2 separate regions of the Homo sapiens genome follow, and region 2 is linked to region 1. Evidence: read pairs that join two places in POLR2A ChIA-PET (ENCODE). Cell type or tissue: A673. All regions are shown on one strand. Links, peaks and the distances in the headings refer to the core of each region. The heading gives the core; the rest is flanking DNA.

Region 1 (2,917 bases), core at 108-2,607:
TAAAAATAATATTTTCTTCATTACTATTCCAAACTTTCTGTAACTTTCCTTGGGTTATTTTTCAGACTGGCAGGCATCTAGATTTTAAATGTGTGAGGACTTTCTATACCATCCGCATAGAGTCTTTGATGCACTCTTTCCATGAGAGGCAGAGACGGGATACTTACGTGACTACGACTTATTACTATCATGATAGTTACTGCTTGCTATTGTTATTTAGGAAAACCAATGTGAAGTATCTTACTCAAAATCACACGGAAATGACACGTTCCATGAATTCCTCCTGTCTCTTTTGGATGAAGAAATAAAAATCTATTTTTTTATAACAAGAACTGATTCGAAGAAAAGTTTATGTGAATACAAATGAAAACCATGGATGCAGTTAAATGCTAACAGAGGCTATTTTCAACTCAGTAAGATTGAATGACCTATTGATTTACCGAAAACTACAAACTTAAGTCACCATGACCACAAAAATTAAAACCCTTTCTGGAGGCATTATCTCTCTCATTTCAACTCACCAAATTTCATTAGAATTCATTTAAAATGCAGTAGATCAACATTTAGAAATGAAATGAGTTTCATTTACTTAAATACATGAGTGCCTTTTCAGAGCGATTTTTCCCGACAAGACAGTCAGGCAGGTTTGCTATGTTGCTGTTTTTGTTGTTGTTGTTTTTCATTTTTCAAGGTGCAGGTCATTAAAAACTTGTCATCTGAGATTAAAAAAAATACTAGAAAAGTAAAACAAAACAAAAACAAAAACAACAACAAAAAAACAATACCCCAAAAAACCCAGGTGGACATACAAACATTTCCTCAAGCCTTAGCTGATTGTTGGATGACTTATGGTTAAGTGTTCTGTGGGAACACTTTATCTAGGGGATGCAATGGATTGACCTGGTCCCCCAAAAGAGATATGTTGAAGTCTTCCCTGCTCCCAGTGCCTCAGAATGTGACCTTATTTGGAAATAGGGTCATTGCAGATGTAATTAGTTAAGATAAGGTCATACGTAAAATAGAGTGGCCCCTAAGCCAATAGGGCTGGTGTCCTTATAAGAGGATGGGCATATGAAGACGGAGATAGAAAGAACATGTGCAGACGGAGGCAGAGAGTGGAGCGAGAAGTTACCAAGTCAAGGAATGTGGAGGATCGCCAGCAACCCGCGGAGAATCGCCAGCAACCCGCAGAGGCCCAGCAGGAGGCCCAGGACAGATGCTCCCTCACAGCCCTGGAAGGAACCAGCCTGCCCACACCTTAGTTTCAAGCTTCCAGCCTTCAGAATCATGACAGAATAAATTTCTGTTGTTTCAGGCCTCCCAGGTTGTGGTGCTTTGTCATGGCAGCCCCAGGAAACAAACACAGCAGAGTAGCTGAATGGTGGCACGGGGAATTACAGAGAAAATGCTCGGCCAGGCCCCATGGCACAGGCCTATAATCCCAACACTTTGGGAGGCTGAGGTGGGAGGATCACTTGAGCTGAGGAGTTCAAGACCAGCCTGGTCAACATGGTGAAACCCTATTTCCACTAAAAATAAAAAAAAATTAGCTGGGCATGGTGGCTCAAGCCTATAATCCCAGCTACTTTGGAAGCTGAGGTGGGAGGATGGCTTGAGCCTGGGAGGCATAGATTGCAATAAGCAGAGATTGTGCCACTGCACTCCAGCCTGAGTGAGAGAGCAACATCGTATTTCAAAAAGCAAACAAACAAAAAAACCTCATTTGTGATTATAAGAACTGCGTCCCCTTCCAGGACAGGCATTGAGTGTGATCTGGTGGCTTCACATTTGTCATTGATAAAAACAGGCCAGGTGCAGTGGCTCACACCTGTAATCTCAACATTTGGAAGGCCAAGGTGGGAGGACTGCATGATTCCAGGAGTTCGAGGCCATTCCTGAGCAGCATAGTGAGATCCTGTCTCTACAAAAAACAAACAAACATAAAAACAAAAAACAAAGCCATGGTTAGCTTCATGTCTCAAAGTGTGGAGGACAAAATCTAAGGAAAAGGTAGAGGACATGGAGAAAGAAGAATCTGGAAAGTCCCCTGCAAATTTGAAAATTCAAGTGCAAACACAATCTATAGTAAGTAAGCCATATAGTAATCAAATGACTCAGCTTCTCCAGGCTTAAAAAGTGTGTGAATTCACTTAGCTCACAGAGAGTTTGGGGGGGCTCATGTCTCCAGCTTGTGTGCAATTGGCTGGGGTATAATTGGTGACTGACCTTTTCAGGCTGGGTGTCTGGTTTTCTTAAGTCAACATGTCTTGATTTCATAGAGCATAAAAGCCCCAAATTTGGGGCAGAGTCCAGATTTGAATAAGGTGACTCAGAAGCCTGCTGAAGCTTTACCTTGGAAATCCAGCAGAGCCCACTAGGCTCCGCCTTTAGTCAGGACTTACAGCAAAATAGAAAAAGAAAGCAAACCCCAAACAAGCAATAGGACATTGTCACACCTGGCTGAAAACCTTCATGAATTAGACAACTATTCTGTGAATTTCGTAAGCCTCTGAAAATTATTTACTTGAGAATTGAACTGGGGATAAACTGCAGTGGTTAAAATGTGTCAAATGAAAACATAAGGCTAAGATTTTCTAATGGTAAGGAAAATACTATTAAACATGAGGTTTAAAACTCATTCTCTGTAAATTTAGCCTTTGAAGCCCAGGTGCTCCAAAGCAGTTAGTTGTTAATGATAAGAGTAAAAACAGTCATAGTTAAAGTTCCAGAGTGTTTATGATATGCCAAACATGTGCTAAGTGCTTCTGTGGGCATGCAATGAACTCTTAAACAAATCGCAATGCGCATTTTGCCATCTTTATTTACAGATAGGGAAACTGAAGTGTAGAAAGGTTACATAACTTGTCCAAGGTTACGTCTGGGCTGAATTAGGGAGACCAAACAGGAGGTTCTTGTG
Region 2 (2,917 bases), core at 328-2,827, 150 kb before region 1:
GCACTTAGCCTGGAAGCTCAAGTCCTTAACATCTGGAAAATGTTCTTACTTATTTTGACAATTTTCTTCGCACCATTTTTCTCTTTTTTTATTTACTGTCTTATTGTTTTTCCTCTTGGGGGATTTCCTCTACTTATCTCCTACCTTGCTCTTACCATAGTGTTTTTTTTTTTTAGAGACGGAGTTTCGCTCTTGTTGCCCAGACTGGAGTGCAAGGGCGTGATCTCGGCTCACCGCAACCCCTGCCTCCCGGGTTCAAGCGATTCTCCCGCCTCAGCCTCCCGAGTAGCTGGGATTGCAGGCATGCGCCACCACGTCTGGCTGATTTTGTATTTTTAGTAGAGATGGGGTTTCTCCATGTTGGTCAGGCTGGTCTTGAACTTCCGACCTCAGGTAATCTGCCCGCCCTGGCCTCCCAAAGTGCTGGGATGACAGGCATGAGGCACCGAGCCCGGCCACCATAGTTTTAATTGTTACAAGCAATGTCTTAGCTTTTGAATGTCTTTTTGAATTCTCCCTGGACAAAATGTTCATTCTTATTGCTAGATACATTAACTGTAGTTTTTTTTTTTTTTGAGATGGAGTCTTCTCGCTCTGTCGTCCAGGCTGGAGTGCAGTGGCGCGATCTCGGCTCACTGCAAGCTCCGCCTCCCAGGTTCACGCCATTCTCCTGCCTCAGCCTCCCGAGTAGCTGGGACTACAAGCACCTGCCACGTTGCCTGGTTAATTTTTTGTATTTTTAGTAGAGACGGGGTTTCACCGTGTTAGCCAGGATGGTCTTGATCTCCTGACCTCGTGATCTGCCTGCCTCGGCCTCCCAAAGTGCTGGGATTACAGGCGTGAGCCACCATGCCTGGCCTAACCGTAGTATTTTTGAAGTTTTGTTTTGCTCACTGCATTATCTCTATTTTCTTCATGTTTCTTTTACTGTGTATTGTTTTTGGTTTCTAATTTTAAACACTCTCAAATGTCTGGAAACAGCCTTCTCATTTTTTTTTTTTTTTTTGAGCCGGGAGTTTCACTCTTGTTGCCCAGGCTGGAGTGCAGTGGCATGATCTCAGCTCACTGCAATCTCCACTTCCCAGGTTCAAGCAGTTCTCCTGCCTCAGCCTCCCAAGTAGCTGGGATTACAGGCATGCGCCACCATGCCTGGCTAATTTTTTGTGTTTTTAATAGAGATGGTGTTTTACCATGTTGGCCTGGCTGATCTTGAACTCCTGACCTCAACTGATCCACCCGCCTCGGCCTCCCAAAGTGCTGGGATTACAGGCGTGAGCCACCGCGCCTGGCAGCCTTCTCACATTTTTAAGTGAGACACTTAAAGCTGACTGCAAAATTTTCATACATGAATAGAGCTAGTCCTTTGGTGGGCTTCACTGTTGGGTGATCACATAGGAAGGAGTCATTTTGTTGGGGGTGCTCTATGTTGGTATTTGTAGACCATAAAAAATGGGAACTGTTGGACCATAAGTATATTTTTAAAAACTGAAAATTTTAAAAAGTAATTTTAAAAAACGAGAACAACAAAAACAAGATGCTATCCAGAAAAGCCAGGCGGAATTGCTAAGAACCAAATAGAACTTTGAGAAATCAGCTTCCCAAGGAGGAATTCTACGTCTGGTCTCCTGCCATGGCATAATTCTGGCTGCTAGCTCTTGGAAATTGGCATGAAAGGAAGAAAGGCGTATCACATTGTTCAGTTTGCTGACTTGCTGTTTGTTTGATTATTTGTTTATTATTGTAATAAAACACATGTAGCAAACAATTTATGCTAACCATTTTAAAGTTTCAATTCAGTAGTGCTAAGTACATTCACATGGTTGTGTAATAACCAGTCTCCAGAACTCTTCTTGTTGGGAAACTAAAACCCTGTTCCCGTTAAATAGTAACTTCTCCAGCACCTGACAAACACTATTCTACTTTCTGTCTAGGAATTTGACTACGGTAGTCCCCCCTTATCTGCAGTTTTGCTTTCTTCGGTTTTAATTACCCAAAGTCAACCATGGTCTGAAAGTATTAAATGGAAAATTGTAGAAATAGTTCATAAATTCTAAACTGTGCCCCCATCTGAGTAGCACCTGGAATGTGAATCATCCCTTTGTCCAGTGTATCCACACTGTGGATATATGATGCCAACCTATTAGTCACTTAGTAGCTGTGGTTATCAGATTTGCTGTTGTTGTATCATTCTATTTTATTATTAAATTATTGTTAATTTGGGCGCAGTGGCTCACGCCTCAGCACTTTGGGAGGCCGAGGCAGGGGGATCACTTGAGGTCAGGAGTTCGAGACCAGCCTGGCCAACATGGTGAAACCCAGTCTCTACTAAAAATACAAAAATTATTTGGGCATGGTGGTGGGTGCCTGTAATCCCAGCTACTTGGGAGGCTGAGGCGGGAGAATCGCTTGAACCCGGGAGGTGGAGGTTGCAGTGAGCTGAGATCGCGCCATTGCACTCTAGCCTGGGCAACAAGAGTGAAACTTATTCTCAAACAAAAAAAATAGAATAAATTATTGTTAATTTGGCCAGGCTCGGTGGCTCATGCCTGTAATCCCAGCACTTTGGGAGGCTAAGGCGGGCAGATCACTTGAGATCAGGAGTTTGAGACCAGCCTGGCCAACATGGTGAAACCCCATCTTTACCAAAAATAAAAAAAAATTAGCCGGGCATGGTGACACACAACCGTGGTCCCAGCTACTCCAGAGGCTGAGGCAGGAGAATCGCTTGAACCTGAAGGTGAAAGTTGCAGTGAGCCACACCACCGCACTCCAGCCTGGACAACAGAGCAAGACTCCATCTCTATATAAATAAATAATAAAATGTTTATTTCTTACTGTGCCTTATTTATAAGTTGAACTTTATCATACATATGTATACTGCAGTTTTAGGAATCCACTGAGGGTCTTGAGATGCATT

What was found. Peaks named below come from ENCODE experiments on the same cell type or tissue, not always from the same donor. Only the 100,000 strongest peaks of a DNase experiment are listed, where the experiment ranks them.
Region 2: POLR2A ChIA-PET joins it to region 1 with 8 read pairs; 2 of 35 experiments call an interaction of 5 or more read pairs at or near these places.

The regions. Positions count from the first base shown.
Region 1 is chr21:36,469,281-36,472,197 of GRCh38, forward strand. The region is part of intron 1 of CLDN14 (claudin 14); the gene reads right to left. The region is part of intron 2 of CLDN14-AS1 (CLDN14 antisense RNA 1); the gene reads left to right. Among named protein-coding and RNA genes, the nearest start is that of CLDN14, 9.4 kb to the right of the region's middle. RefSeq lists enhancers at 1,201-1,700, 2,196-2,255. In A673, for the core only: no CTCF peak of the experiment used is centred there; a DNase peak (open chromatin) is centred at 1,171.
Region 2 is chr21:36,323,718-36,326,634 of GRCh38, forward strand. The region is part of intron 1 of MORC3 (MORC family CW-type zinc finger 3); the gene reads left to right. Among named protein-coding and RNA genes, the nearest start is that of MORC3, 5.0 kb to the left of the region's middle. In A673, for the core only: no CTCF peak of the experiment used is centred there; no DNase peak of the experiment used is centred there.